6 separate regions of the Mus musculus genome follow, and regions 1, 2, 3, 4 and 6 are each linked to region 5. Evidence: chromatin loops called from intact Hi-C (ENCODE). Cell type or tissue: left cerebral cortex. All regions are shown on one strand.

Region 1 (5,000 bases), 190 kb after region 5:
TGTGATCAGCGTGAGGAGACCGGAGCTGCCAAAGGACACTTGACTATCCTCTCCATCCCTGGTCCCTTCCCCAGGAGCTTAGGGTCAGATGGAGCTACCCAGCCATTTCCGATGCCCTCCTGGCTCCAGCTTGTACCGGCACCAGAGTGTTGACTGCAGGGCCTCCTTCATCCCTTGATCTGGGCTTTTTCTTCCCTTTCAAGGCCCCGATGGGCCTGATGTCCCAAGCTGCTTTCTTTCTTCTTGAGGCCAGGCTCAGAATCTCAGCTTCCTGCTGGGATGGTTCCCTGGTGAGTCCTAATTTCCCTCAGCACTGCAATGTTCTCAAACCATCTGTCTTTCCCATCTTTCCCCAACCACCACTACTCTTTTACTCTCAAGAGAACTGATCGGTCCCGTCATTCTTCATAATGAGAAACCCAAACAGGCTGAGATCTTCCATCCTTTCCCACCTCCTGTCCTGTATTCCCTGTGTGTGTGTGTGTGTGTGTGTGTGTGTGTGTGTGTGTGTGTGTGTGATATGAGCATGGCTAGGATAGAGGTCTAAATAGTATCTTCTTGCTTTTTGCTTCCTCTCACCCCCTGAGACAGGGTCTTTTACTGATTCTGGTGCCTTGTTTGGGCTAGACTGTATTGCACAAAAAGATCACCTTAAAACTCTCCCTGTCTTTGTCCAATAAAAGGCTCTTTCTCTAACATCAATAAACTGTATACAATAAGAACAATTATGAAAGCTATCAGGTAAGAATTACATTCATGCTGGGCAGTGGTGGCTCATGCCTTTAATCCCAGCACTTGGGAGGAAGAGGCAGGTGGATTTCGAGGCCAGCCTAGTCTACAGAGTGAGCTCCAGGACAGCCAGGGCTACAAAGAGAAACCCTGTCTGGAAAAACCAAAAAAACAAAAACAAAAATTACATTCATAATGTCCAGTCCATTTATATTTGGCAAACTTGAAGAAAGTAACCTTTCTTTATCTTATCTTGTTGAGTACAAAGTTCTGTACCTAATTCACTTTTATCATAACTTGCATGTATTAACCTAAAAACATCTTCTTAGACCTAAAAGCATTTTCTTAAACCGTTCACAACTTAAGCTTAATGTGAGACTGCAACTATGTAGTCTTCAATCCCATCAGAGACCCGAGAAAACAGGAAGTGCTGAGCAAGCAGCTTCCAAGACTACAGCAATGACAGAGACCGCTGGCTGCTGGCTGCTGGCTGCCTTGTTTTCACCCAAGGTTCCTCTGCAGTGGTGGGGTATCTATCTTCAGCCTACAGGCCACAATGTCTGACACACTTTTTTGTTTGTTTGTTTGTTTGTTTTTTGAGACAGGGTTTTCTGTATAGCCCTGGCTGTCCTGGATCTGACACACTTTTTTGTGAAGTGGGAATTATGAAGGACTGGCCTACCTTGTCTTGGAAACATTTGGCAGTTGACTTCCTCTGTGTCCCACTGTCCATGGTTTAGACAGCATGTTGTCAGCAATTGAAGCAAGGACAGTCTTTTGCCAGGTGGCTAGCTTTGCCACATATGAATCAAACTCCATATGGAGGGTCTTCAATGCCCATTATCTTTTTGAAATAATATTTAGGTAATGCCAGGAGCTGATGCATCTCAATTTCACAAAAAAAGCCTTGTTATTAAGACATCTTAAATGCCATATTCTATAGATCTCTGAAGTGTTTGAAGACCATCTATCGACATAGACTATGTTGAATAGGCAAGCATTGCTTGTTTATAGCTATTTACAACCTGTGTAACTTTGAAAACATCTTTAGACTAAATAAAGCTTATTTCTGTAATTAACTAAACTAGTATCTAACATGACCATAAATGTCATTATTTATGGGTAACTAATTACTAACTTGCCTTTCAGATTATCCTAAACAGTTTGTAATAGCAGCTTTCAGGGACTAGAACTTGGGCTGCAGAGATGGCTCAGTAGGTAAGACTGCTCTTCTGAAAGTCCCAAGCAACCACATGGTGACTCACAACCACCCATAATGAGATCTGACACCCTCTTCTGGTTCATTTGAAGATCGCTACAGTGTACTTATTTATAATAATAAATAAATCTGCCAGTCAGTGGTGGCCTTTAATTTCAGAACTTGAGAGGCAGAGGCAGAGGCAGAGGCAGGTGAATTTCTGAATTCAAGCCAGCCTCGTCTATAGAGTGAGTTCCAGGACAGCCAGGGCTACACAGAGAAACCCTGTCTCGAAAAATCAAAATAAATAAATAAAATTTTTTAAAGGACTAGAACTTTACAGCACATGAGTTGTGTAGATATAATACTTTAAACAAGAGTAGAAACATATATACAGTACATTGTAACAAAAATAACTTCCCTATGTGGACAGTTAGATCTGCATTAATATTAGTAGAAGCAATGGTTTATCTGGGTTTTGTTAGGCTATTTTTGTTTAAGACTCACAGTGTGACCAGAATAGCTAGAAATACACTATGTAGCACAGGGTGGCCTTAATATGCAGCAATCCTTCTGCTTCATCTTTGCAGTGGCTCAGTGTCTGTGATGACAGGCATGTGCCATCAAACCTAGCAGTTTCTTTTCAACCTTTCTCTTTCTTTCTTTCTCTTTCTTTCTCTCTCTCTCTCTCTCTCTCTCTCTCTCTCTCTCTCTCTCTCTCTCTCTCTCTCTCTCTCTCTCTCTCTCTCTCTCTCTCTCTCTCTCTCTCCCTCTCCCCCCCCCCTCTTCCTCCCTCCCTTTTGTTTTTGGTTTTTGAGACAAGAGTTTCTTTGTGTAGCCTTAGCTCTCCTGGACTCACTCTAGACCAGGCTAACCTTAAACTCAGAGATCCGCCTACCTCTGCCTCCAGAGTTCTGGGACTAAAGGCATGCGCCACCACACTGGACATTTTGCAAATCCGTGAATTCCAAGTTTACCTGGGTTCTTAGATTGCACCGGCACCTGTGCAAACTCCTTTTCAGTTATCCGCCAGGCTAAAAACTGCATTTCCCGAAAGACTCCGCGGCTTTCTCCTGCCTCCCGCCTCTTCCGGTTGTGCAGCAAGCCCCGCCCCGCCTGTACGCCGGCCAATAGCAGCCCAGCCCTCGCTCCCGCACAAACCGGAGCAACCGGCGAGCCACGGGGCGGGCCCTGTAGCCTCGGTTTGGTTCGTGGAGTCCCAGCGGCAGATTCGCTCGGAGACGCGGACAGAACCCGTTCTGTCGCGTCAGGAATCGCGGGTGAAGTTCTCCACGGGTGGAGAGAAGACGTTGAGAAAGGCTGCGCTGGGCTCCCTCAGGGGCTCGTGCGCACTCCCAGTTTCGGCCTCTTCATGCAGGAAATGAATCTGCTGCCGACGCCCGAGAGTCCAGTGACTCGGCAGGAGAAGATGGCGACCGTGTGGGATGAAGCTGAGGTGAGTGTTGGGAGACCTGAGGGGCGTCCCAAAGTTTGGGCTATAAGGTTAGACGTTCTTGGAGGCCGGGAAAGGAGGTGGCTGGAAGGCCAGGTCCGGTCTGGACTGGTTGCAGAGCTTCTTGGGTTGTCCCGACTTCATCCTGCTGTTGGGTTAAGGAAGCAGGCGCTGAGGGGGCTGTGGGACCGTGGGATGGCAGCTCTGAGTTACAGTAAATAAGTACTTCTTCTCTTATTTGAACAGCAAGATGGCATTGGGGAGGAGGTGCTCAAGATGTCCACGGAAGAGATTGTCCAGCGCACACGGCTGTTAGACAGCGAGATCAAGGTGGGCTCCTGGCTCCGGTGCAGGCAGCGGAGTTCTCAGATCTCCATTTTACAGATGAGGAACCCGAGGCTCAGAGAGGGATGAATTCACACTCAAACCCATGGAAAATACCTAGCCCTGTCCCACAGCCGCTTTGTCAGGAGGTTTTCCCACTGGCCTCTTGTCCTGACCTCTGCAGTTTGGACATGTACAGGCTGGGCCTTCAGAAAGCCTGAGATCTGGTTGGATGGGTCTCCCGGGTAACCTGGACCTCATCTATTAGAGGGCTGTAATGAATGCAGGCTGAATCAGGGTTGAACATTGGTTTTCTCTTATCCCAGATCATGAAGAGTGAAGTATTGCGAGTCACCCATGAACTCCAAGCCATGAAAGACAAAATCAAAGAGAACAGTGAGAAAATCAAAGTGAACAAAACCCTGCCGTACCTTGTCTCCAATGTCATCGAGGTGTGTGTCTGTGTGTGGGAAGAGGAGGAGGCAGGAGGCTTGGAGACATCTAGGGATGGGGCCCATAGGGTAGAGTGTAAAAAGCAATGTTTAAGTCTGCAAAGACCTTAGAAGTGTCACAGATTTCTGCCATTTTCTTCTTTTGTTCCTTCTTGGGGCAGATGAACTTTGCAAACAGAAGCAGCACCTCAACAAAGGTGTTGTCAACCCCCTAACACATCATCTATGTTTATTAAGCTTAAGGCTAGACTGAGGAGGGAAGGAAGGCCTGTGGCCTTGTGGGTTTAGGGAACTGTTTGAGCACACACAGTAGTGGATTTTGGGAAGGGAACTGAGCCTATTTTCTTTCTTAGTTGCTGGACGTTGACCCCAATGACCAGGAGGAGGATGGTGCCAACATTGACCTGGACTCTCAGAGGAAGGGCAAGTGTGCGGTGATCAAAACTTCTACCCGACAGGTAAGGTTGGCTCAGTCACAGTTGGGCAGGGGGCAGCATGGGGGAGTTTCCGTGTAGCTACGACTGCCTGTAACTCTTCCTACAGACATACTTCCTGCCAGTGATTGGGTTGGTGGATGCAGAAAAGCTGAAGCCAGGAGACCTGGTGGTGAGTGATACCTGCGCACGGGCAGGGATTCTCCAGTAAGCTGCCTTGCCACTGCTGCAGCGACTCTGTCTGCAGCCTCTTTGATTCTTGCAATTTGCCAGTGCTGTAGCTCTCTGTTTAGACTACAAATCACTGTCCTCTGGAGCATTAGACAGAACCGGGATAAACACAAAAGCTCCATGCTCTGTTCTCAGGGTGTGAACAAAGACTCCTATCTGATCCTGGAGACCCTGCCCAC
Region 2 (5,000 bases), 230 kb after region 5:
GAGGCAGAGGAGAAAGAAGATGGGGAAAGAAGGGAAGAAAGACAAAGGAAGGAGAGGAGGACAAAGAGGAGGGAAGAGAGAAATTAATGGTGGCAGGGAGTCTCCCATCAAAAGGACAGTGGAGGGAGGAGGCAAAAGGGACAGTTCCTTGATCCCCAAAATCTGCCTGGGTGACCTTCGTACAAACAAATAATCAACATGACAGTCATCATGTCGGACTGTGCCTTCTTGAGACTAGATGGACAGCGGCTAACAGGAGGGGAGGAGTCAGGGTCAGGCGGTAACAGAGGGCCCCAAGGTAGCACTGGAGAGTGGGACCTGGTTGGTTCTGAAAGGCATGTGAATGTACTGATGGCTGGGACTCGATGTGAGCCTGTGTGTGTCAATATATATGTGTGTGCCTGCAGGGGGTGAGAGAACAGTGGGTGTCTGTGAGTGTGAGCAGATGTATAGGCCTGTGTGAGACGGGGGGGGGGGGGGCTCACGAGAGGGTGAGGATGCCTGTGTGTGAGACCGAGACAGGAACCCAAGAGTGAGTGTGTGGACATGTGAGAGTGAGTCTCCACGGCTTTGGGTATAAGTGTGTCACAGGGAGTGTTTGTACGTGTGGGGGAAGATGAGTTGGTGGGAACGGGAGAGGGCAACAGGCCCCCATGGTCATAGGTGTGTGTGGAACGGTGCAGTGGATAATAAGAGAAGTGAGGAAGGGGCTGTATGCACCCTCTCTTTAGCCCTGGATCTGCTGACCTCTGACCTCTCTACCTCATTGTTAGCACGCTGTCCTGAACTTCCCGCACCGCCTTACCCACTGTGTCCCTGAATGCTCTGGATTCGAAGCAAAGGCTGGGCAGCTCCCAGGTGCCCCAGTCAGGGAAGGTCACAGGCCTCAAACTTAGCTTTAAACCTCACTGGAATATCTTCAACAGCTCAGGCTCGACACCTTTCTCTCTCGGCAGCCATCGGATGACTTGGTTACTTACGATTCAGAGCTATACCAACGTCCAATGCATGACTACTACTCCTTCGTGGGCAGCGATGGAGAAAGCCATAGCGGTGAGTACCTGGTCCTCCACCCCTCATCCCAGCATGCCCTGGGGCTGGAGAGAGGAAAAGACTCCTGAAGTTACTTGGAATTCTGAGAGTAAGATGCAGGCAGCAACTTCATCCCTGTATCCCACAATGTCAGCCCTATCTCTGATCCCTGAGCATCTTCTTGTGCCAAGGGCAAATTTAGTTTCTTTCTCATTTATCTTGTCTGGTCCTTGGGGACTTTAAAAAAAATAGATTTATTTTCATACAAAATATTCTTATTGTGGGTCGCCCTTCCCCAACTCATTCCAGATTCTCTCCACCATCCAAATCCACACCTTCACTTTCTCTCTGATTAGGAAACAAATAGACACTTAAAAATAACATAAGATAAAATAAAAACAAACCAGAATAAAAATAAAAAACAAACAGACAGACAGAAAAAAAAAAGAGCCAAAAGAAAAAGTGCAAGAAACACATATAAGCCTGGTCTACAGAGTGAGTTCCAGGACAGCCAGGGCTACACAGAGAAACCCTGTAATCCTCTCTCGGGGGGAAAAAAGAAAGAAAAGAAAGAAGTGAGAGAGAGACAGAGAGAGAGAGAGACAGAGAGAGGGGGGAAGAAGGAAGAGAGAGAGAGAGAGGAAAGAAGGAAGAGAGAGGAAAGAAGGGAGAGAGAGAGAGAGAGAGAGAGAGAGAACACATTCACACACAGAGAGAGAAGTCCCATAAAAATTTAAAACCAGAAGACCATAAGGTTTGATTTTTAAAAGTGCCCAAAGTATTGTGAGACAAAACCAAAAACAAGACAAAACTCCAAAACCACACTGAGTTCATCAGTGTTGCGTTCTGCTTGGCCCTCCACCCAGGGAGCGCGGAGCTCGACCTGCCCTTAAATGTGGTTTGTACACCTGCTGAGACTCCACGGAAGAAAACTAATCTTTTCTCTGTGGGTGCTTATCACTGGAGAGAGAGTCTGGGTTAGCGAAGGGGAGCGTAGTCCACTTTCCATCTCAGCACTGGGTGGAACCCCATCTGGCTTGGGCCTGGGCAGCCTGGGGTCTTTTTAATAAACGAGGACAGGTGGGGAGCTGAGTGACTTGATTAGGCCAGTGACCTCTGGTCCACGTGACCTGTCCTGTGCCTGTGCTCTTTCCTAACCACTCATTCTAGCGCGTTCTCTCTTTTCTTGCTATTCCCCTTTATCCAAAACCCCCTTTGGAAAACCTCCCTTCCTTACTGTGTGGCTAACAGCCTTTCTCTATTGCACTACTGAGATTTGGGACTTGGTAATTCTGTTGGCAAAAGGCTTAGCAACTTTAAAACAAACAAACAAACAACTTTTAGTAGATGCCAGAGGGTCTCCAGTCTTGGTCAAGGGAAAGCCTCCGAGTGTCCCTTGTTCAGCATACACCAAGCCCTCCACCCCAGGTCTGATGGAGATAGTGAAGAGGCCTGGCCCCAACTGTCCACCCAAAACCCAGCCTTGTTCTCTAGAAAGTTAAGGGGAGAGGGAAGAGACACTTAGTGCCTGGGGAAGGTCGCCTGAAACAAACCAGGAAGCACAGCCACCTTGTTCCAGACCGGGATGGGGGATTCTCCGTAATTCGTGAATCTGGAGGTTCAAGGTCAAAAATGCTCAGCACCTCAGCCACACCTGACAGCCACACCCAGGACTGTCACTTGTGATGCCACACAGTTAAGGCTTTTTCATTTGGAAGCCAAACCTTGAGAGCACCTTCACCTGGCACTCAGCATGAAGTCCTCTGGAAGTGTGTCCTGCCAGGAGGGTCCACCTCAGGGGCACAGGGTCCTTTCAGGACCACCCCCACCCCACCCCCACCCCCAGTGCTAGGAAAGCTTCCAAATGCCTTCTTTTGTTCTTCTTAGACATGTTCAAAGTGTACAAGAAACACACCCTCCCTGGGTGAAGTTCAGATAACATACGTTATCTCCGCCTGCGTTATACTTATTTTCCCCCACACAGATTAAGAACCAGGTCTGAGTGACTGACACCATAGCCACCCACCCTTCCAGCAGAGTTGGAGGACTGACCGAAATCTCCCTGAGTTTGAGGAGGGCTCCCCCTGGTGGCTCAGGTCTCACAAGCAAAGCAGGGCTTGGAGCCTCTTTCTCAGTCCCGGTTGCTTTCTCTTTGGCCTAGTCTACGTTTAGATAGAGGCATTTCCTTCAAGAGTTTGGCCTCCTCACTTTTACCTTTATGCAGTTGCCCGAATATCTAGATATCAGATGTGGGAGTGTGGCTGAAGATGGAGCCAGCACTTCATAGAAGCTGGGTTTCCCTGGCTCAGAGTTCCAAGGAGTTCTTTGTATCTGGAGCAGGGCTATAGAAATGGCTCTATACTTAAGGCGAAAGCCCAGAATTCCTTCAGAGACTCTTCCAGGGTCTCTGGGTGCCCTGTCCACCCCCACCTCTGCAGTCATTAGCCATCTGAGTATCGGTGCTGTCCCGGATCCCTACTGGAACATTCTATTAGAAGACTCAAGAAAAGTTTTCTGCCTTTCCCATCCTTCTGCTGATTGCTGCCTGTCCTTTGTGTCCACACTGTAAGAAAGCGATACTTAGTGGAATAATTTCTTCATTGACTTCAGCAGTTGCCAGCCTTGGGGCAAGCAACAGAGCCTCTCTGAGTGCCCCTACCTCATCTGGGAAACTGAGATCATGGAAGCATCTCGCAGAATTATAACAGGTTGATGAGGTGACATGTGTCCTCTGTGAGGCTGTGTGTACCATGCTAAGTACGGGACCGGGTGAGGGCTCAGTATGTGTTGTTAGCATTGCTGTACCCAAGAGAGCAAGCGAGCAGCGAGGGCAGTGGTTCTCAACCTTCCCAGTACTATGACTCTTTCATACACCTCCTCATGTTGTGGTGACACACAATTATTTTTTTGTTTCTTCATAACTGTGATTTTGCTACTGTTATGAATCCTAATGTAAATATCTGATATGGAGGATATCTGATATGCAAACCCCAAAGGAGTCACGGCCTGGGTGATAGCCATCCATCTCTATCCATCCACTCACCTATACATCCACCCATCCATCCACCCACCTATTCATCTATCCATCCATCCATCCACCAATCCATCATCCATCCATCTACCCACCCACCTATCCATCTATCCATCCATCCATCCATCACCCATCCATCTACCCATCTTTCTATCCACTCACCTACCCACCTATCCATCTATCCATCCTCTATGCATTTACCCTTCTACCTATCTACCCACTCATCTACTCACTCTCTCATCTACCCATACCCATCCTTCCACTCATTTTACACCTCCCCTCCTCTACTCATGGGTGTGTGGAAGCTCTGTTCACATGATGTTCAGGGAAGCCTTTGAGAGGGTAATGGCTAAGCTGAAATCTTCCTGAAGAGAAAGGACCATACATGTGAGGTGGATGGGGACAGGGAGCAGCAAAAACAAGAGCAGGAAGCCAGACACATGGCTACAGATCATCATCAGGAGACAACATGAAACCAAAGTGGCCATCAAAAGGCAGATCAAAAAAGGTTTGAGGGCCATGGAGGAGTATATGTTGTATCCTGTGTCTTTGCCAGGACAGCCCTCTGCTACTAAGCTGTAATTAATCTTACTGGAGAGTTTTGGACAAGGAAATTACATGATCTGAATAGCCTTATGTTTGGTGAAAATTTAAATATGCTTTCTATTTTTATATTCTCTCTCGCTCTCTCTCTCTGTATGTGGGGTGTGTGTGTGTGTGTGTGTGTGTGTGTGGTGTGCACGTAGTAAGAGAACAACTTGTGGAAGCCATCTTGCCAGCCTGAAATACATTTTTAAATGTTTAATTTAAAACTATCAAAATGGCAAACGCTCAGGTGCTGGAGAGAGCCGTGCAGATAAGAGCACCAGCTGATCCTGCCGAGGACTCAGCGGGGCTCCCACCACCTCTATGGTGGCTCACAGCTGTCTGTAACTCA
Region 3 (5,000 bases), 48 kb after region 5:
ATATATACATATATATGCATATATACATACACATACATATATATACATATATATACACATACATACACACACACATATATGTATATATACATACACACATACATATATATATACACATGCATACACACACACATATATATACATACATACATGATATATATATATATATGAAGTTCCTATTTCTAGAAGTAGGCATAGCACAGTGGTTAAATGCTTGCCAGGCTTGAATGAAGCTTACGGGTTCAAGTCCTGGCACCAAATACACTGGGTGCCTAGATACATGACTGTTAACTTGAGAGGGGAGGCAGGAGGATCAGAAGTTTAAGGTCATGCTCACTGACGTAACTGACTTTGAGGACAGCCTATAATACAGGAGACTTTGACACAAAATACACAAAAACTTCTATGGGCCTCTGGCAGCCCTTTTCCTGAAATTCATCACCATAGCTAGGAAAATGAGTACTTTTTAAATTTAGGAGTGTTGCCTTTATGTTTCAAGGATGCACATGGATTTAGAACTCATCAGAATTAAACAACCCTAGCCTGCTGGGTCAAATCTCATTTAGACCAAAGTACTCTCCTGAGATTACTGCAGCATATTTTTTTCTTCATGGTATTTTTTGAGACACAGTCTCACTATATCTACCTGGTTGACCTGAAACTCATGCTATGCAGAGCAGGTGGCTGTAAAGTCAAAGAGGTCCTTTGTTTTCACTTCCAAAATGCCAGGGGTTACAGCTGCACACCACCACACCCAGCTTCCAGCAAAGTCTCTATAATAGCATTGGTATAGCTCAGTCACACACAGTCCATATTAACAGGGCTAGGCCAGTTCTTATATTTCCTTAAATTACCTATTTGACTGAAAAATATTATGCAAGAACCAGACTAATGGCCAAAAATGAGTCACCTGGAAAGGGAAAGATATCAGGTAATGATAATGGACGATAACACATTTGTGTTTAAATATTTTTAAAACATTCCACTTGTCAATCAATACTTTTCCCTCCCATTTCAGGGAATAAAGTTGGGGCTTCATATATGTTAGGCAGGCACTCTACCACTGAGCAAAGTCCCCAGCCATATACACATAAAATAAGAAAATATGGTAAAACAACAAAAACTCATGTCAGAGCTTTATCCTGAAATGCCATAAAGCCAGCAGTGATCAGCACTACAACACTAAGTGTTCCGACCTGCTGTTCTGGCCCTTGAGCTCCATAGTCCGGTATCTGAGCATGTCCTGGAACCTCATCCTCCCACCTCCATCTCACATGTGCAGGTCCTCACACTCAGTTTGAGTCTCATGCACTCTAGGCAAGCACTCTACTATTGAATTAGCCCCTGCCATGCTATTTAAACTGGGCCAGGTGTGGTGGTGCACTCCTGTGATCCCAGCACTCAGGAGGCAGAGGCAGGAGGACTGCTGCAAGCCTCAATTATATAGCCCAGTCTCTATAATGAATTCCAGGCTATTCAGGGCTATATAACAATATACTATCTCAAACAAACAAAAAATAAGGCTCTTCCAGTCTTCTGCTGGGTTTAACAATCAAACTCCTTTTTTTTTTCTTTAAGACCTGTGCAGGCAAGCACTTTGACATACCTTCTCATTTAAGTTTCCTGTCACATTTAAGCTAAAGAAACAGCATCAGAGAGGAGAATCCACATTTATCTATCCTGACTGGTAAGGGCAGGACCAGAGAAGCTGGCCTGTGCACAAAGCATGGCTGTTTGGCATGATGCCATATTTCCTTCTGACAGCCTAGAAGTGGGTAATGGCTCACTCCAGCAAGGCCTGTCAGTACACAATGCTACTGAACATCTGGAAAGCTGTACCAAGGCTACTCCAGCGCTACTTTTCCTACCTGAATCAGATAGGCTGCCACCATTGTGGCACTTCTGGATCGACCAGCCTTACAATGCACATAGACACACTGGCCCAGTGCCTGGTACTTGAGAGCAAACTGGACTCCTTTGTGGAGATTGGCCAAGGTTGGGACCCCAGTCATGTCGACTGTGCTGAGCCGTAGCTGCTCAACTCCTGCTTTCTTCCATTCCTAGAACCAGAACAAAAAGGAAAGGAAAATCAAAGAAGCTTGAGGTAAATGGTTTGAAGAGGAGGTCCCAAGCAGCAAAACAGCCAGCAAATGCCAGGGTTTACTATAAGGTAACTCTTTCCAAAGACAGAAATGCTATTGAAAGCTCACCTTCCACTAAGCAGACATGCTGCTATTAGAACTATGTTCAAATATTCTTGAAATGCTTGGATCTTTAGTTCTTTTATTAGCTCTATAAAATCTACTGTGGGTCTAGAGAGACAGTTCAGTAGCTAAGAGCACTTACTGCTCCTGGAGGAGAGTTCAGTTTCTAGCACCCCCATTGGGAGGCTTATAACCACTAAGCACCTACCAACATAGTCGGGTGGGGGAGAACACTAACCCCAGCTCCCAGTTTGTGGGGAGGCAAACGTATAGGATATCTATGAATTTGAGTCTACATAATAAGTTCCAGGCCAACCAGAGCTACATAGTGAGACTGTCTCAACAAACCAAAAAACACCACCACAACAACAAAAAAAAAGTTTAAAAAAATTCAGCTGCGGGCTAGAAAGATGGCTCAGTGGTTAAGAGCACTGACTGCTCTGCCAGAGGTCCTGAGTTCAAATCCCAGCAACCACGTGGTGGCTCACAACTATCCATAATGAGATCTGATGCCCTCTTCTGGTGCATCTGAAGACAGCTACAGTGTACTTAGATATAATAATAAATAAATCTTTTTAAAAAAATTCAGCTGCAAAAGTTACGGGGCTGAAGGATGTAGGTCAGTGGTGTAGTGCCTGCCAAGTTAGCTCCTGAGATTTCCCCCACTTAAAATAACGTTAGGAAGCATGTTTTTGCCTTAGTTAGGGCCTATGCAGTGATCCAGCTGTAGGCAAGGATCACTAGTAAAATATATATTCTACCATTAGTGCATAAATATTTTTTCCACTTTTTGAGAGGTACATAGTAAAAAAAAGGGGGTTATTTTTAAGTTAAAACAACATACTTTAGACAAGAGTGGGGGCTCATGCCTAAAGTTCCAAGGCTAGGATGCTGTGAGTAGAGTTCAAGAATAGTCTACCCTATAGAATAAGACTTCCTTCACTCCTTAAAAAAAAAAACAAAGTAAAATGAAAAGCCTACCTGGTTTTGTGTAACATTATTTAAGAAACTAGAGAAATGAAATAAAGCCTTTTGTTATATTAGACAACAGTGTTTTTGCTTTAAGACTTCAAATACACTCTAGCTGCTTTTACTAGCTTCTTTGTTGTTGTTGGTTTTTAAATAAGGTTTCATGTAAGCAAGGATGACCTCAATTCTCACTGTGTAGCCAAGGATGCCTGTGAGCTGATGTTCCTGCCCCTACTTCCCAGGTGCTGAAGGTACAGGTGTGGGCCTCCATGTTCCTTGCTATTTTAGCAAGTCCCTGCAACTTAATGACTGCAAGAAGGCTGGTTTAATCCCACCAATCAAATCAGCAGAACCTGAAGGCATATTTTTGCTTGTATATCAACTGAACCAGAACCACTTTCAGAGTTGTTAAATATGCAGCTAAATCCTGTAAATATGCAGAATATATCAGGGTTGAGGGGGTGGAAGTGAGGGTGGCTGGAGGCAGGAACTTGCTACTTTAGCAAGGCTGCCAGAAGGTCCTTAGGCATCCTGGAGATTTGGAGATTTCTTTGCTCTAGGCTAGTGCCATCTTACAAAGGCAGCAACTCACATGTCAAGCGTTGTCTGTGGCTTTGGTGGCCTCTCCGTTTATACAGTTGATCACATTAGTGAGTATTAACTCTGACAGCTAATGACCCCCTTGAGACCTGTGACAATATTTTGGGAAATTCCGGGGACAGTCATGTTCTTTTGTTCTTTTTCTATAAAGGGCCCTATATACCCCAGGCTAGCCTCGAACTCGTGTGTGGCTCAGGATGAGCTTGGATGCCTGATCCTCTTGCTTCTGGGGTGTTGGGATGTCGGCCCTGTGCCACTACCATGCCTTGTTTGCCTTCTGCACTGAGCTTTGTGTATCCCAGGCAAGCAGTTTATCAACTGAAATCCATCCCCAGCCCACTCTGCAGATTCTCAATGATAACTATTAACATAGCATATATAATAAGGGGTGCTCTTCTTTTATAATTTTCTTTGGAGCAGGGGTTTCAAGACAGAATTTCATTATGTAGCTCTGGCTAACCTTGAATTTACTTTGTAGATCAGGCTGGCCTCAAACTCACAGAGATCTGCCTTCCTCTGTCTCCAGAGAGCTGGATTAAAAGTGTGCACCACTATGCCTGGCAGGAAGAGGGTACCCTTTTCTTATCTGTGATTTTGTTTTTAGACACAGGCTCATGTAGCCCAGGCTGGCCTCCACCTCACCACACACTGTGGCTGGTCTCAAGTTCTTGATCTTCCCACCTTCACTCACAAAGTGCTAACATAACAGGTATGAGCCACACTCTTAAAGAAATGCTTTTCTTACAGTTGGCCTTCGTCTCCAAAGCTACAATAACTAATTCAAACCTGATGCTAAAATATGTGTTGAAATGAATGAAATCAGCAAGGCACATTGTATTAGTCAGGGTTCTCTCGCTCCACTCCCTGAGCCAAGCATATTCAAACCACCACACACAAGTCACAATTTTAGTTACTGAGGTTAGTGACCAAAATCACAAATACAAAATGGGTGTATTAGCACATGCCTGTAATCTCAGTACTTGGAAAGTGGAGGCAGGAGAATCGGATCAGGACTTAAGACCCCTGTCTCAAAATAAACAAACAAAGGAAAAGTAGCATATACATGTACAATTCTGTGCATGAAGAACTGTACCCCCCGTCCCCATTTTGAAGCAGGACTTCCTTGTCCTGTGTCCTGACTGACCCAGAGCTCACTACATACAATACACCAAGCTGGCCTGGAACAACTTCTTGCCTTAAGGGGGCTGAAATTCCAGGAGTGAGCCA
Region 4 (5,000 bases), 150 kb after region 5:
GTTCTCTTGGTGTCCTTCATGTCCTTTTGAACTTTCCCCTGTGTCCATTGTTAGCATGTGCAAAAGTTCTTGTCATTTCCCACCCCTGCCCTTCCCCGTCTCCTCATTTCAGGGCTGCATACAGTGAGTGTCCTGTTCTCTCTCTCTGTTTGGATGTATTGCTCTGTGTAACTCAGTGGATCTCCCTCTTTCTGGTTTGTTTTTTTTTCTAGATTCCTGCCGTTTGTTCATCGTTGTGCCTAAAGCATGTCGATGTGGCGTCAAGTACATCGTCCAAATCCCTGTCTCTTCAGCTTCTCTGATGCTTGAACTCTCACCTTTGACCTTGTGTTGACCTTTGATGCTGATGTGTATTTTATTATGTTTGTTTCTTTCTTTGTTTTTTCTTTTTTCTTTCTTTTTTTTTTTTCCCTTTTGTGCTGCCAAATTGGTTTTGCTAGAACGACTGCTGAAGGGAAAATATTTAAACTTGCATTTGAATATAAAAAAAAATCTATTTTTCTAGAACTTCATAAGATAACCACTTGATTTTGTGATTCCAATTCTTTGTAACTGTCTCAGAGCAGCCCTACTAGCACATGCCGTGTGGTGTTTGTATCCTTGTGAACACACAGCCAGTCCGCTTCCAGGCTTTGTTCCTCTGTGTGCTTAGTTTTAAAGACAACTTTGAAATAAACAATGAAATAAAAGATGTCACTAAAATCTTTGAGGCTCCTGAACACATTTTGCTGACATAGTTTTGGGGCTTGAGGAGACCGCATGTTGTTATTAATTTTTGTTTTTCTGAGTTCTCAACTGCAGAAAAATGTCTGAAATACACCCTTACCCCCATTCCCTTTTCACTGAATGCTGAGGTTTGGGCCCCAGCTAGCCTTTTTTCTTTTCCTTTTGTGGTTCTTCCTGAAGCAGCCCTGCAGGGAAGCCCTAGGGTCCCTCTTCCCCTCCCCTCCCCTCGGCTCAGCCAGCTCACACCCGTGCTTCTTCCTACAGTCTCCACAGCAAAATGTGATGCTTTCAACTTTTTTGGGTTTTGTATTCTTTTGCCTTTTTGTTTTGAATTTTTCCTTTCCTACTAAGATTATGCCCAGAAAAAACAAGTTGTGCATGTTTCCTGCTGTTTCTTCACACCTTCGTATGTATCACCTTCACCTCTCTGTTTTCTATAGTTTGTGCAAAAACTGACTGATTTAAAGGGGTTTCAAAGAAGATGTTTTAAATTGTTATGGGGTTGATTTTTTTTCTCAAGATTGTATCGTTTTATTTTGAAGTGGCAACTTTCTCCTCTATTGCCCTTAGAGTGTTTGCCTGTGCACTTAGACTGTCACTCTTTGTGGTGGCCTCCAGGTCTCAGTGGGGGATCCAGGAGGCTGGCTGCTCTGCTCAGGGAGTACAGGGGGCCAGAGGCAGAAGCAGAACCAAAGGTGGCTGTGGGTAGGCAGGATGCTTAGGGCATCAAGGCTAGATCACGGAGGGAGGGAGGGCAGGCGGGCAGTACTTCTGATTACCCAGAGGAGGCCATCGGTGCACTGAGTGGCAATATACCTGCCTGCCTGCGCTTTCCCTAGGTGACAAGCACAATAAATACTACAGTCTTCACACTGTTTACAGCTCTGGGCACCAACCACCCCGCACTGGCTCTTCACTATGGCTCTGCTCTTACTTAGCTAATAGAGTTGGGGTAAGGGCAAGAAACTGTTTTTAAATTGGGTGAAGAGCCAGATAGCTACTGTTCCCGGGTGCCAGGCCAGCCAGTTCTTTGGTTTCCTAAGGGAAACTTACCCTCTTCTCTTGTAGCACCATCCAGCCTCAGGGTCTTGGGGACTTGGAAGAATGTGAATAGAGGAGGAGAGGCTAGAGGAAATGAGTAGACAGGGATGGATCTGTGAAGAGCAGAGGCTGCAGGGAGGATTTTTGACAGATCCCACTGAGACTTAAGCACTGGTGGGAGGGAAAGTGGAAGCAAGGTTGTCCAGGAAAGGGTGGCAAGGTGCAGCAAAGGATGGGGGTGGGGAGAGAAGCACGGTCTGGCATCATCCACTCTCTGCCTGGTGTTGAAGGAACTCCAGCACAGTTTCTGCTCTGGGACCCCTACAGGTTGCCCAATATATTATGCTTGAGGCCACCTTACTAGGAAGAAATGGCAGCCAAGTGGGGGACTTAAGTATGCTGCTTAAGGTCCTGGAAGGGGTGGTAGGATGCCAGCGCCTAGCATGAGAGAGCCTGCTGTGTGCCCACAGTCTGACTGCACAGAGCGCCTCTGTCGGCAGGAGGTGCTGCGGTCCCCTTCCTGTGTACTGAGAAGCTGGGCTTGCCAATATAGTTTGCTTTCGATTCCAAGAGGAGCTCTGGGAAAACCTGTGGATAAAACCAAATGCCAAATGTTGGACATTGTTTCCTTTTCCTTTTCTCTCTGATTGTTTTAATTGTTCCGTAGTGGTTTTAATGGATTTGAGACCCTGGAGCGGCAGCTGCCTTTCTGATTTCCAGCTGCTTTTTGTGAATAATTTAAAAAGAAAAAAAAAAGAAACTTTACATTTTGGAGACAAACCTGTGTGAGTTTTTTATTGGTACAAACGTTGTATTTAACACTAGGGGTTTTGTACAGTTTTTTGCCTTTTCTACTAGAAAACAATGTAAAGTGATTTCACAATGTGAAGAGAAAAAAATTGCCACTATGACCAAACGCACAGTCTGTTCTGCAGCAACAACGGGATTCAATCAACTCAAAGTCGTGATTCAGCCGTAGAAATGCTTTTCTTGACCTTGTTTGAGCTTTCCTTTTTTCCTGTTTGATTTATAAAAGATGTCTTTTGTGTGTGAACTTGTGTTGTACTCTGTAGAAAATTATGGATTTTGCTTTAATGGTTTTTAAAAAAAAAAAAGGGCAAGAAGAGCCCGTGTCGCTTTTCTTACCTAATCACAGTTTGTGTAGTGGATTAAAAAAAGAAAAAGTTGTTAAAAGTTTGGAGCAAGGGAGTATGTGTTTAAAAGGACTCTCCTTCCTTTTTGTGTGTGTTTCCTTTTGTCCCAATGGGGAACCTAAATCTGTTTTAATTGCACAGACACACAGACAAAAAGTCATTTTGTATCTGCCAAGTGTGGTACCTTCCTTTGTTTATTTGCTATTAAACTGTTTGAGAAGAACTGTTTGTCTTCTGCGTTGTCAATTGCCCGGGAAAGGGGGGGAGGGGAGGGGATGGGATGGGATGGGATGGGATGGGATGGGATGGGATGGGATGGGATGGGATGGGATGGGATGGGATGTGGGTGACTTCCATGCTGACAGAACCTATTGATAATTCAGCTGAAGTCACACAGAGCTCCCGAAGGAAAAGACAGTTTCTCTCTGGAATGCTAGTTGTGTGACATGTCTGCATTCTACAAAGTAACCATAATATGGAAACACCTTGAAACACTTTGGTAGCTTTAATTTGTCCTCCCTCTTCCATTACAGCTGATGGCCTGTGTGAATCCTAGATCATGGCCTTCTCTTCAAGCCTTTAGTCTTCAGCCCCAAAAGTAGTTAGACCTTTAAGGTGCCTTAAGTTAATTCTTCAGGTATTCTAGATCATTCTCTAATGGAGCCTCCTGCCTAGGACTGCCTTTGAACTTCTGGGAGCTTGCAGTTCAGCTACTTGTGTCTAAAGAGGCAGAGACTCTGGCCGAGCAACAGCCCTGTCTCTGTCCAGTCCTTCACTACAGCTACCACCCTCCATGGAGACTCCTGGTACTGGGTGGTCCAGTCTTCACAGAGGTGAAGCCGCCTCTCTGGGCGCTAGAGCTGACTTGTGGGTGGAGCCCCTCTATTTGGGGTGGACCTGGTGGGTAGTGTAACTCAGGTATTTCCTGGACACTGTCCATTTGATAATCACATGAGGAATAACAGAGCTCTTGTCAACCACACTTGCCTTTAATTACTGTTTTTTAGGTCTCCATTTCTGCTCTTACCCCCTGCCCCCCCTCAAAACAGAATCCTGCCATGTAATCCCAGCTGACCTTACAGTCTCAGGAGCCTTTCTGCCTCAGCCTCCCTGATGCTGAAATGACTATCATGCACTTCCATGCCTGGTTTTAAGTGTGTTTAAAATCAGAAGTCTGGGACAGGGGATGTAGCTCAATGGTAGAATGCTTACTTGGGGTATGTGAGGCCCTGGGTTTGATCCCCAACACTGCAGAAATAGAAGCAGAACTTTATAGGAATCTGCAAATATTCACCCTAACTAATGTCCATTGGAATATTTGCTGCAGTAAATTGTTGTGGGAAACGTGAGGCTCGGTCTACATTCTGTCTTTACATCATTCCTAGACAGGACTGCTTGCCCACCTCCCCAGCTACATACTGACAAGTCAGTTGAACAGCAGCTGTGTTGCTGCTAGAATATGGGGGCACTCAGAATTAGATTGAACCGTCCAGATCCCAGGCCCTTGTCTCTTAACCACCGGAGACAAATGTCTCAAAAGCAGACACTAGTGTGTTCGTTACCCAGCTTTTCATAGGCAGTTGCAGTGACCCCAGGCTTCAGTGAGGAGAGACTCAGCAGGGCCTTGTGGCTCTCATACCGTGCACCTAATGCCCAGAGGTGACTGCTGATCACTACTGCTCCTGCAGAAGTGCCACCACCTGTGGGAGCCAAGGCTCCTCTGCAGCATTTCTCTGTAATTCCGCTATCCAGTCTTGTTTAATGTTTATTTTTGAGACAGAGTCTCTCACTACATAGCCCTAGCCGGCATAGAACTCATGTAGATCAAGTTGACTTTCAACTCAAAGTGCCGAGGTTTAAGGTGTGAGCTACCTCATCTGCCCTTAATGTTTTTTATTTATGTATATTCATATAAAATGTGCTGTCTTAACTGTCCTTATACAAATAGTAGCACTTACGTACAATCAGTGTTTGTGCCACCATTGCACTTAAATGACTTTGGTTGGTTGGTTTGTTTTTCGAGACAGGGTTTCTCTGTGTAGCTCTGGCTGTCCTGGAACTCACTTTGTAGACCAGGCT
Region 5 (5,000 bases):
GGAATTGAACCCAGGACCTCACACAGGCTGAGCACATGCTCTGCACTGAGCTCCGCCCAGCAGACTTGTCTTTCTGTAACTCCTGAGAACCTCTTATGTACTTCTTTCCTCACAGTTAGATGTGAAGACTGAAAATAAGACATTACTTTATTTACCTGACAAAAGTTTGTCAAAGTGATACCTACAGAACTAGCTGTTGCTTCCTATTTTGTTAGTGGATGAGTTTGTCAAAACTATAGTTTATGGTTACTGCTGGGAATTATATCATTGACCAAATATTTTTGATCAATCTAGACGAAGTTTTATTAGGCACTAATATAATGGATAGACTAACTCTAGCATGGGGTCACATAAATTGGCCATCAGTTTACAGATGGGTTTGAGTGGCAATCACTTTTAAAGGATTGCAGAGAAAGGATATAAAGAAGCTCTTTGTTGCATTACTTCACAGAACCCAAGATATAGATGAGAAAGGCTTTGTTCACAGAACTCAGGCTCTCCCAGACTAGACTCTGAATGAAAAGGCCCAGTTGTTACTATGGTTACATTTGCTCACTGTTTATGCTAGCTGAATCCAAGCTAGAATCTTTGAGTTCAGTGCCATTGATGTTGTGGGTTTCCTTCTGAGTTTTACTAACCCTTTCTTGTTTTAATTTGATTTGTTGTTTTTATTATTTTGTTTTGTTTTTGTTTCCTGGAGTGCTAAGGATCAAACCCAGAGCCTTCCAAATAAAAAGCAAGAGCTCTGCCACAATGCTACCTTTCCATAACTGTTTTTCAATTTCTTTTTGTGGTGTTGGTCACTGAGCCCAGGGTCTTGCACATGTATGGGAAACCCTTCACCACTGAGCTGCACCCCCAGCTCTTCTCCAGACCAGATTTTAACTGTTTTTATAGGACAGTTTCCTACTGCGGTTCCCATTCCCATTCCCAAGCAATGCCCTGTTGTAGGAGGAAAGAACATAGAAAACGGGTTGAGGTGCCAGACAGACCTCATCTGGGAAATCATTGATCCTGTACATGCTTAGAGAATCTGTGCTATATCAGATAAAGCTAAGCATTTTCTACAACATTCTCAGACTAGCCTGTGAAGATCTGTGTTATTCATATGTTATTCAAACAACAGTGTTTCATATATGAAAAAGACTGGTATAAGAGGTACTTAATGAAAATGCTATGACACGGCTTTACTGGGTCCAGTCTTGACGTACTCATTTCAGTTACATCTCCTAGAAACCTGTCCAGTTCTGTGTGCTGGTTTAGATTTGCCGTGTTCATCTTCATGCTAGACTTTATTTCTATTTCTTTTCTTTTCCAGGGAAATATGAGCCGAGGAAACAGCTTGTTTTTCCGGAAGGTTCCTTGTGGGAAGACTTACTGTTATGACCTAAGAATGTTAATCTGAAGATGTGGGGCAGGGACAGTGACATTTCTATAGTCCCAATGCACAGAATTATGGGAGAGAATGTTGATTTCTATACAGTGTGGCACGCTTTTTTAATAATCATTTAATCTTGGGAAAATGGAGGTGATTGGTGTCTGCCTTTTTTGTTCTTTGTCCTAGCACAACATCTTTTACCACTGGGGTTCCCCATTAGTTATTTGAAGTGAGACATTTATTTCTCCAAATTCTTGTTTTAAACAGAAAACAGACACATTTCCCTAAAGGAACAAGCAGGTTTTCATGTAGATTTGAGTCTCAGGTTAGGGCTTTGTCAAATGAAGAATAGAACCCCAATAAGAAGCAGCTAATTCTATAAGTTGATAAAATTAAGAAAGCATACCATGTGGGAGTTTATGAATGACCTGAGTAGACAGATGCTAGAAAGTCAGCAGCAACCACTAGTCTACCTCCCACCATGCTTCCAAGCAGCCGACCCATCTTACCTTTCAGTGCTGCTGAGTTACTGTAGATTTCTGCCTTCTGTTCCTACAGAAGGGAAAGGCATCACCACCACCAAGAAGAAGGTCAGGTACAGAGGCTTAAGGAAGCTTTGGGAAGGAAGGGAGTATGATGGCCTTTCACTCCAAAGAAGCTCCTAGCCTCGTGTAGCACGAGAAGCAAGCACTGCAGCACACACAGCAGCACCCCGAGTGCTCAGTGCCCACAGCCTCCAAGGTCTGGCCTCACCGCGGCTCCCATTGCCTATAAGCTTCTGCTCCTAAGCGTTTGTTTCCTTCTTGTTACTGCAGAAGGTGAGTAGTTTGGGTCTTATTTCTGATGACACCCTTGAAAGTGTAACTCCTTATCTGATGACGTGGACCAAAGTCCACATGGTTCTTAGGATATTGTCCAGCTCAAATGTCAGACCCTCAGTTAGGCATGTAAAAAACACTTAATGAAGGCAAAATCACTTTAGAAGGAAAATTTTCAACTCAAGCATTGAGCTCCTTCCTATTCACTCAGGCCTTTCAATGGCAGTTAAAATGCTCATAAGATGAGAAAGCCCTGTGGTGTCGATTCCTGATACTTTGCCAAATGAGTAAGCACTGACTTTGCTGCTTTTAGACTTCTGTCAATGCAGCAGAGGCCATGATGTTAGGTAGTGTGAGCGCGCAGGGTCTTCTCCCACTCAGGGTTAGGGATGCGACCAGAAGCTCATGAGTAGCTTAGTTTGAAATGTCTTTGATGTCAAAAGTACTTTGTCTCAAAAGTAATGTAAATTTTATATTCTATTCATTATTATCTGCATCTGTTTTAATATAAAATGTGTTTTGCATTACCTACTCTTTTCTCCCAGAAAAAAAGTCAAGTAAAGATGATGTAGGAAAATGCACCATGCTTAGCCTGCTGCTTCTGTACACATATACGCTCCCCGGTTCTGAGCACCGCTGGCTGTGAGAACCTGTCCACCACCAGAGGGCAGCAGAACTTTGGTTGTGCCTGTGCATCTGGCCTGCTGAATGGTCTAGGATTGCTCAGTGAAAATTAAAAGTCTTATTTCTAGAGGTGTGACTTAGTGGTAGAGCACTTACCTAACAGAAGCTGGTAACTGGGTTCTAACTGCAGATCAGAAAAAATGGGGGCAGTGATACAAACTCAAAACCAGGGGGATACAGGCAGGAAGGTCAGGAGTTCACAGATCATCCATGACATAGCAAGTTTGAAGCTAACTTAGATTACATAAAGATGCTATATCAAAAAGCAGATACTAGCTGAGTGTGGTGGCACATGCCTTTAATCCCAGCACTTGGAAGGAAGAGGCAGGCAGATTTACATAGTGAGCTATAGACCAACTAAAGTTACATATTGAGAACCTGTCTCAGAAATGAGTCCTGTTCCTGTCTATAATCCTGACAGTTTAGGAGGTTGAAGCATAGAGGATCACAGCCTGAGGTCAGTCTGAGTTATGTAGACTCTGTCTCAAACAGTCACAATGCCTCATGGCTGAAATGCCAGCACCAAAGAAGGCTAAGAGGAGAATTGCAGTTGAGTTCTTGGTCTCTAGCACTTTCTCTAGATTGTTTTACTGGTCTGCAGTGTTCTGTTGTGAGATAAGCTCTCAAAATAATAGCTTAGTTGTCTTTGACTTTCTGATATTCCCAAGGGTTGGAATCAGCCTGGCCACAGCTGGTTTTAAAATGACCTAGCTTAGTTTAGCTGAGGCAGGGTCTTTCTGTGTGGCCCATGCTGGCCTCAGCCTCCATTTGCTGGGATTATAGTTTGACAGTGCTCAGCTCCCTATTGGGCTTTCTAGAAGAACTAGCTGGAGTGGGCTGGGTGGGGCAACACCAACAGTTAAGAAGGCTCACAGTTGCAGGGGACCTGAGTTCCCTTTGCCAGCACTCAGACTAGGTGGCTCAAAGCTCTCTTAACTCCAGTCCAGAGCCTCTGCCCTCAAACTTAAGACATCATCCCCCTCTGCCTCTAGAATGTTGGAATTAGTGGTGTTTGCCACCTGGCCCATTTCTTTATTTCTTTTTTTAAAGACTATATTTCTAGGGGAGATAAGAACTTGACCTTCCATTAGTTGTGCTTACATGAGTTTTGAGAAATCTTAAGGGCCTAGTAGTGTGTGTGTGTGTGTGTGTGTGTGTGTGTGTGTGTGTGTGTGTGTGTGTTTGTATGTGTGTGTTAAAAGTCTGCTCACGGGCTGGAGAGATGGCTCAGTGGTTAAGAGCATCGACTGCTCTTCCGAAGGTCTTGAGTTCAAATCCCAGCAACCACATGGTGGCTCACAACCATCCATAATTAGATCTGACGCCCTCTTCTGGTGCGTCTGAAGACAGCTACAGTGTACTTAGATATAATAATAAATAAATCTTAAAAAAAACAAGTCTGCTCACACTAACCTAGCCTACCACTGTCTCACGGCCATGTCTCAGAAGTGACAGGGTCCAAAATCACTTGTCTACAACCATTTAAGTACGATTTGTATTAAAACATCTGCTCTGGAACAAACTTGCCACAACCCTGAAGAACATCTTCAAATAGATCCTGATAGTTACAGGGAAATCCGGGCAGAGGACAGACTTGGAGGACAGCAAGACAAAGCAGTTATATAAGAGCAGGGTCGTGAGGGTACAAACTGACACTAAGCCTCCAACTCTCCAATTGAAACTATGTGGCACCAACCTCTACCTCAGAAAGGCAGCCAAAAGAGTTCCCTAGAAAAGCCAGGTTTCCATGGCAAATGTCAGGTACTGCATCTGCTTCCGAGGAGCAGGAAGTGCCAAAGGTTAGGTAAGGACAAGACCCAGCATTGCACATTCTCTATCCAGTCTGGGACCCTGCCTTCCTGGTGGCAGAAGGACTGATGAGAATGTCTTTTGGCTAAAAACAAAGGAGAGGGGTGAGAATGGGAGCAGCCATGCATTGTCCTGCTCACTTGCCCCTGGAATTCAATACCAGCCTACCCCTCTGCACAGCAGAGGACAGAAGTCCTGTGGTAAATATTCTTGTCTTCCATGGTGTTTCCTGTCCACTGAGAGATGCACAAATGATAAGATCATGAAAAGTCTAGTAGGGAATAAAGATGGCTCATCAGGTAAAGACATCT
Region 6 (5,000 bases), 200 kb after region 5:
GGAAGCCTTGCTCTTTCCCTGGGTAGGTCAGGGACCCACACTTAGGAAGTTGGAAGTGCAGGGAGGCATTCTGGGTCTTCTCTGTCCGGCTGCAGGGTATGATCGCATTGCGCAGGGGAGCCACGGAACTCACTCATGAGGACTACATGGAGGGCATCCTGGAGGTTCAGGCCAAGAAGAAAGCCAACCTACAATACTATGCCTAGGGGACACCTCTAGTCTGTCCGCTGGTCTGAGGGCTAAAGTTGATAATAAAAGGTGTTTTCTGTTCTTCGCCACAGTCTTTCTCAGCCTCTGTGGACTCTGGGTGGGAGTGGAATGTATGGAGAAGGCCTTTTGCTCAGAAGCTACAGCCTCAAAAATTCTATAGATGGCCATGGGACCCAAACCAGCTGTCTGGGTGAGGCCCCATGGCAGGAGGTGCAAGCACAGCTGTTGCCTGAGTCCTCCCCAGTGCCCCCTCCCCCAGCCTCTTTATGTCATCTTTCCACTGTTCATTGCCATCACTCTGACCTTAAGAGTCCAGAAGGAAGAGGCCACCTTGCATATTTGGTATTCTAGTTCTTGTCTTGTAAAACCAACATTTAGGGTTTTAGTTGTTAAAATAATCCCCTAGTGTCCAGACTTTTGGGCCACATATTTTTCCATGACTTTATTAGCTCTTTCTCATTTTTTCTGGTTCACGAACTAACCTTTAGCAAGATCCACGCTGTTTTCTCACCAACTGAGTTCTGCCGTCTGCCCTGCTCCGTATGAAGCCCCACAGCCTTCAGTCTGCTGTGGTCTTGCCAGCCCTATTCTTGCTGCCCCAAGTGCTGAGGTTACAGGCATGTCCCACCATTCCCAGTTTTATGTGGCACTGGAATGGAACCTAGGATTTAGTATTTGTTAGGTACGAACTCTGCCAACTATAAGATACATTCCCCAGCCCCTAAATAGGTCTTAATGCATAACTTTTATCAGGATAGCGACTAGAGAGTCCGTGTATTTACCTGGATCCTGAGAACTCAGGTTATGCTGTGAGTGTGTCTATCGATAGCTCCATCTCCCTGGCCTGGGTGTCCTCATTTTACAGGTGCGATTGGGCAGCTGCGCTGAAAGTGCACTGTTGTGAGGGCACAGCAGGGATTCAAACCCATCAGTCACTTTTTTTTTTTTTTTTTTGACAAGGTCTTACAGGTAGTCTTGCTAGCCTGGAACTTTATGTAGACAAGGTTGGCCTGTGGCCCCTGAGATTAGTTTCAAGAGTGCTGGAATTTAAGCTGTGTGCCACCTTGTCTGGCCCATCATTCAACTTTCCAGCCAGCTGTTTTACCAGTGGCTTTGGCAACCTTTGAAAGGCCTTTCAAAGTTGTTAATCCTCAAAAAATTTCCACTTTATTGCCCAAAAGAGGCAAAAAAAAAAAAAAAGCACTGCTCCTTTCTTCTTCCCCTCCCCTTTCCCGAGCGGACATGACTACTGCAAGCTACAGGCATACCTCTGCAGGCCACCTTGCTCGCTCTCTAGCTTTCCCCTACCCATGTGCTGCCTGTCGATTATGGTGTGGCTCCATCTTGCTCCAGGCGCTCAGCAGCTAAAGTGTGATTTTTGTTCTCTGGCCTACATGTAGGTGTCCTGTCTTCCTAACCAGATGGGATTTACTCTTGGCCATGAAACAAGCGAGTGTAGGCACCACCCTCACCTTCCCTTCTCCCTCACAGCATCGCAGGATCCTCTTCTCTATCCCTTGAGGCTGAGTAAAGTGGTGGACAGGGACAGGGGTGGCCTGTGCTTATCAGCCTCCTGCAGGGCTCATGTGACAGGCAGGCAGCGGCAGCCCTCATTGAGCACCTGCTGACAGTAAAGACAGCTGGGCTTGGACCTTTTAGGCTTTGGTCCCTTATCTTAGGTCAGCTTAGGTGGAAGATCTCCCTCTTGACTATCTCCCTCTTGACTGTTGTGCTGATGGGACACTGGCAGCTGAGCATTCCCAGTTAAGGGCGTGGCAGATTCTGTTTCCCACCTACTTACTCTGGGCTCATCTGTGCACCACACAGATGGTTTGTCCCAACCAGTGAGCTGCTGAAGGCTGTTTATTGGTTGGGAAAAGTGGAGGATTCTCCTTCAGCTACCGATGGAGATGCAGTGCCCCCTGCTGTGTGAGGATAATGGTGCAGTCAGAGGAAGGGAGCTTGGTAAAGACCCTCTTCTCCAGCCCATGTTAGGGAAATGGGTGGTGTGGGGAGGCTCAAGTGAGACAGGGTCTTAAGTAGCGAAGGCTGGCCTTTTAACTCCAGATTCCTCTGCTGTCTCCATTCCTGGTTGCTGATATTACAGTCTGACACCACACCTAGCTTTCTTAAATGAACTACAATCTCACTGAAGTAAAAGGAGATGACTTTGTAGCTCTAAGTCCCCAGGTGAGAACTGTTAAAGGGGAACAGGGAAATAAATACCTTGGCTTTTTACATCCATAAGATCACCAATGGTGAGGAAGGCTCAAATTGGTGCTCAAGCATTACTGGGATAAAAAGCCAACAATGAAACATGGCAGGAAAATAGGAAACCATTTGAGATGCACAGCAAGTGTAACAGACCTGTCAAGAGCACTTAGGAAGAGCTGTTTGACAGCCCTAGTATGTGGAAGAGGCAGCCGGTCTAAGTAATTTATTTATATCTACAGAACAAGTATTTACAGATAAAGATGAGCCACAGCATAACTGCTGTGGATCAGTCAGACTCTTCAGTGGCCACATCTCTAACATCCACAGTTGAGCAGCAGGGCTGGAGTCTGGCTGTAGATTGGGCCAGCTGAGTACCTGGGTGTCAGCCAAGGGAAATAGTTGGGGATTATGGCTTCAGCATTCTTCCAGTTCACATTCCTGAGCACTGACAATGTGGAGCCCTCACCACCCCCATCTTACTCTTAACCCAAAGGACAAGGGCCCCTGAGCTGGAGAGGGCAGCAAGGCTCACTGTCTCTGCCTGGGGCATGCATGCCTGCTGGACCCTGTGCTGGCAGGAGCATCCCGGAGAGCTGTGCTGAGAGACGGCTAGCCTGGACTACTTGCTGACTTGCAGGCTGCTGTTTGGCAGCTGGAGGTGGTGAGAGCTGCCCGTGTGGCCAGGGAATATTTGTTGGGGAAACGTGCTAGCCAGGCTGGCTGCCCCTAGAGAGAGGTCTTGGAGCAGCTGCCTGCTCAGCGTTGGGGAGGGGTAGGACATCAGTGCTGAGTCGGGGCTGGGGCTACACAGCACCCACCTCCCATTTCTTTGGCTGTAGAGGGGGTAAGTAGGAAGGGTAAGGAAAATGGACAGCAGGGAAAAGCTGTGTTGCCTCTGCCTCTACAGTGCTTGGGGCCTAGATGTGTAAGCAGAGGGTTTGTTTTTTTCTTTTCTCTCTTGGGCTAGAGCCCCAAGGAGGAACAACTTTGGGCTCTGTCCCTCTCTTTGGGCTGTAGCCCTGGGCTCCTTGGGCTGGTTTCTTTGTCAATGAGAAGTGAGGCCTGTGCTGGCACCGGTGCTGTCATTCCTTGCTGCTAGGTGACAGTGGGGTGTCTGGGCAGGTGCTACGTTGGGCTCTGGGCTCTGCACCCAGGGGTCACAGTGTCGGTCTCTCTCCCACTCTGGCTGCGTGTGCACACCACACACCCTCTGTGCAGTGAGAGGCTCCTCTCTAGCATTCACCCTCTGCCTCTCACACTTGGTCACAGAACAGACTGGAGTCTCATTGCTCGCTGTGCAGAGTGGGCTGTGAGCAGTGGTTATTCAACAAACAATGAAAGCAGCACCATCACCAGAACACCGGAGCAGAGCAGCAGCACCTGTTGCAGGGAGTGCCTGTTGGGAGAGGGGAGACTTAGGCCAGGCTGCCAGAGGCAGCAGCTCCTCCTGGGCCCAGCGATCATCCCAGTAGGTTGCTCACCACGGGTCGTCTTCTTCCAAGAGGTCAGGTAACACATTCACCAGGGCGATATAGAGAAAGCCTCCCGAGGTGAAGGGCAGGATCCAGACCACCGTCTCCTCTGTAGGGGAGGGCCAGCTGGGAGTGAGCTCCGGCACTGTATGTATCCCCACCCTCCTACCCGGGACACCAGGCAGACACTACCCCAATAGCAGCAGGGCAAAGGAGCCTTTTGGCTGGTGTACCTCTTGAACACCACTGTCTACCACTCTCGTACCTACTCCTTTGGGGGACTGTGTACAGATGGCAAAGCAGGCCCCCAGAAGGCCTCCCAGGGCTGTAGAAAACTGTAGCTTAGCTGCCGTCCATCGGTCAAAGCCAGCCCGGAGCAGGATAGCAAAGTCACCCACCTGAGGAAAGGGTCAGATGTTCAACCAAGAACCAGATCACAGGAACACCCACCCTCCTGTCTCCCCTCACCCGGGCCAGTATCTAATGAAGCCGAGCCCCCCTCCTCCTCTAGACCACCTCAGTGGGCAAGGCCCACCCCAAATCCCCAAACAGGTCGCACACCCATGTTGAGCATGGGAACCTTGGGGATCTGGGCACTTACCTCATGGGGGATCTCATGCAGGAGGATGGCCATGGTGGTCAGAAGCCCGATCTGCAGAGATTTGAGTCTGAGTCTGTGGGGCCTTTACTGGGTTACTAGGCTTCCCCATACCCAGTCCCTCAGAAACATGGATTCTGCTTTTAGTCTGCAAGTTTGGGCAGGATACTGTAGCCATAGGAAAGACAGCAGTGACTAAAGCTTGCTTCTCAGACTTAATAAGGTAATATGATGTCATCTACAGATGTGCTGGGCTGCATTCACAGCACACCGGGACACGTGCGACCCCAAGCTGCGGGTTGGACATGCTTGGTAAGTCAGGATTACAAAACACAAACACCTCCACGGTTCCACATTGAGCAGGGCTGTGACAGAGTATGGATGGGTGCCCAACTGGAGGGTGCGAGCAGCAGATACCTCCTGAAGTGCATTTAAACTGAGGCCAGAGGGATGAGGAGTCAGCTGCTCCAAGAGTGGGAGGAAGAACATTCCGGGCAGAGGGCACA

The links. Peaks named below come from ENCODE experiments on the same cell type or tissue, not always from the same donor. Only the 100,000 strongest peaks of a DNase experiment are listed, where the experiment ranks them.
Region 1: a loop joins it to region 5, with 4 times the contacts of the local background. A loop is called at or near these places in 20 of 42 quality-filtered maps.
Region 2: a loop joins it to region 5, with 10 times the contacts of the local background. A loop is called at or near these places in 11 of 42 quality-filtered maps.
Region 3: a loop joins it to region 5, with 2.2 times the contacts of the local background. A loop is called at or near these places in 8 of 42 quality-filtered maps.
Region 4: it touches region 5 in a loop (2.0-fold over the local background); 3 of 42 quality-filtered maps call a loop at or near these places.
Region 6: it touches region 5 in a loop (7-fold over the local background); 20 of 42 quality-filtered maps call a loop at or near these places.

The regions. Positions count from the first base shown.
Region 1 is chr2:91,050,949-91,055,948 of GRCm38, forward strand. Psmc3 (proteasome (prosome, macropain) 26S subunit, ATPase 3) reads left to right here and starts at 3,068. Exons shown (of 12, transcript NM_008948.2): 1 at 3,068-3,383; 2 at 3,627-3,710; 3 at 4,031-4,156; 4 at 4,510-4,614; 5 at 4,700-4,762; 6 at 4,957-5,000. The coding sequence starts at 3,300. It also overlaps Gm13778. In left cerebral cortex, CTCF peaks have their summits at 2,030 (motif pointing left) and 2,236; a DNase peak (open chromatin) is centred at 3,064; H3K4me3 peaks cover 1,734 bases; H3K27ac peaks cover 1,207 bases.
Region 2 is chr2:91,098,474-91,103,473 of GRCm38, forward strand. Spi1 (spleen focus forming virus (SFFV) proviral integration oncogene) reads left to right here. Exons shown (of 5, transcript NM_011355.2): 2 at 957-1,053. Among named protein-coding and RNA genes, the nearest start is that of Spi1, 4.3 kb to the left of the region's middle. In left cerebral cortex, a CTCF peak has its summit at 3,124 (motif pointing left); DNase peaks (open chromatin) are centred at 3,117 and 4,901; H3K27ac peaks cover 200 bases.
Region 3 is chr2:90,912,116-90,917,115 of GRCm38, forward strand. It overlaps Ptpmt1 (protein tyrosine phosphatase, mitochondrial 1), which reads right to left. Exons shown (of 5, transcript NM_025576.2): 4 at 1,869-2,060. Among named protein-coding and RNA genes, the nearest start is that of Ptpmt1, 3.4 kb to the right of the region's middle. In left cerebral cortex, a CTCF peak has its summit at 2,744 (motif pointing left); DNase peaks (open chromatin) are centred at 1,826, 3,585 and 4,660; H3K4me3 peaks cover 1,136 bases; H3K27ac peaks cover 2,408 bases.
Region 4 is chr2:91,016,354-91,021,353 of GRCm38, forward strand. Celf1 (CUGBP, Elav-like family member 1) reads left to right here. Exons shown (of 14, transcript NM_198683.2): 14 at 213-3,144. Among named protein-coding and RNA genes, the nearest start is that of Gm13777, 12 kb to the right of the region's middle. In left cerebral cortex, a CTCF peak has its summit at 2,265; a DNase peak (open chromatin) is centred at 2,239; H3K27ac peaks cover 2,158 bases.
Region 5 is chr2:90,863,866-90,868,865 of GRCm38, forward strand. It overlaps Mtch2 (mitochondrial carrier 2), which reads left to right. Exons shown (of 13, transcript NM_019758.3): 13 at 1,319-2,945. The coding sequence ends at 1,405. Among named protein-coding and RNA genes, the nearest start is that of Mtch2, 19 kb to the left of the region's middle. In left cerebral cortex, CTCF peaks have their summits at 2,852 (motif pointing right) and 4,205 (motif pointing left); DNase peaks (open chromatin) are centred at 2,523 and 2,866; H3K27ac peaks cover 1,617 bases.
Region 6 is chr2:91,059,159-91,064,158 of GRCm38, forward strand. Psmc3 (proteasome (prosome, macropain) 26S subunit, ATPase 3) reads left to right here. Exons shown (of 12, transcript NM_008948.2): 12 at 96-280. The coding sequence ends at 206. It overlaps Slc39a13 (solute carrier family 39 (metal ion transporter), member 13), which reads right to left. Exons shown (of 10, transcript NM_026721.3): 7 at 4,498-4,548; 8 at 4,162-4,294; 9 at 3,906-4,005; 10 at 2,623-3,820. The coding sequence ends at 3,745. Among named protein-coding and RNA genes, the nearest start is that of Psmc3, 7.6 kb to the left of the region's middle. In left cerebral cortex, a CTCF peak has its summit at 2,131 (motif pointing left); DNase peaks (open chromatin) are centred at 1,686, 2,074, 3,616 and 4,855; H3K27ac peaks cover 1,609 bases.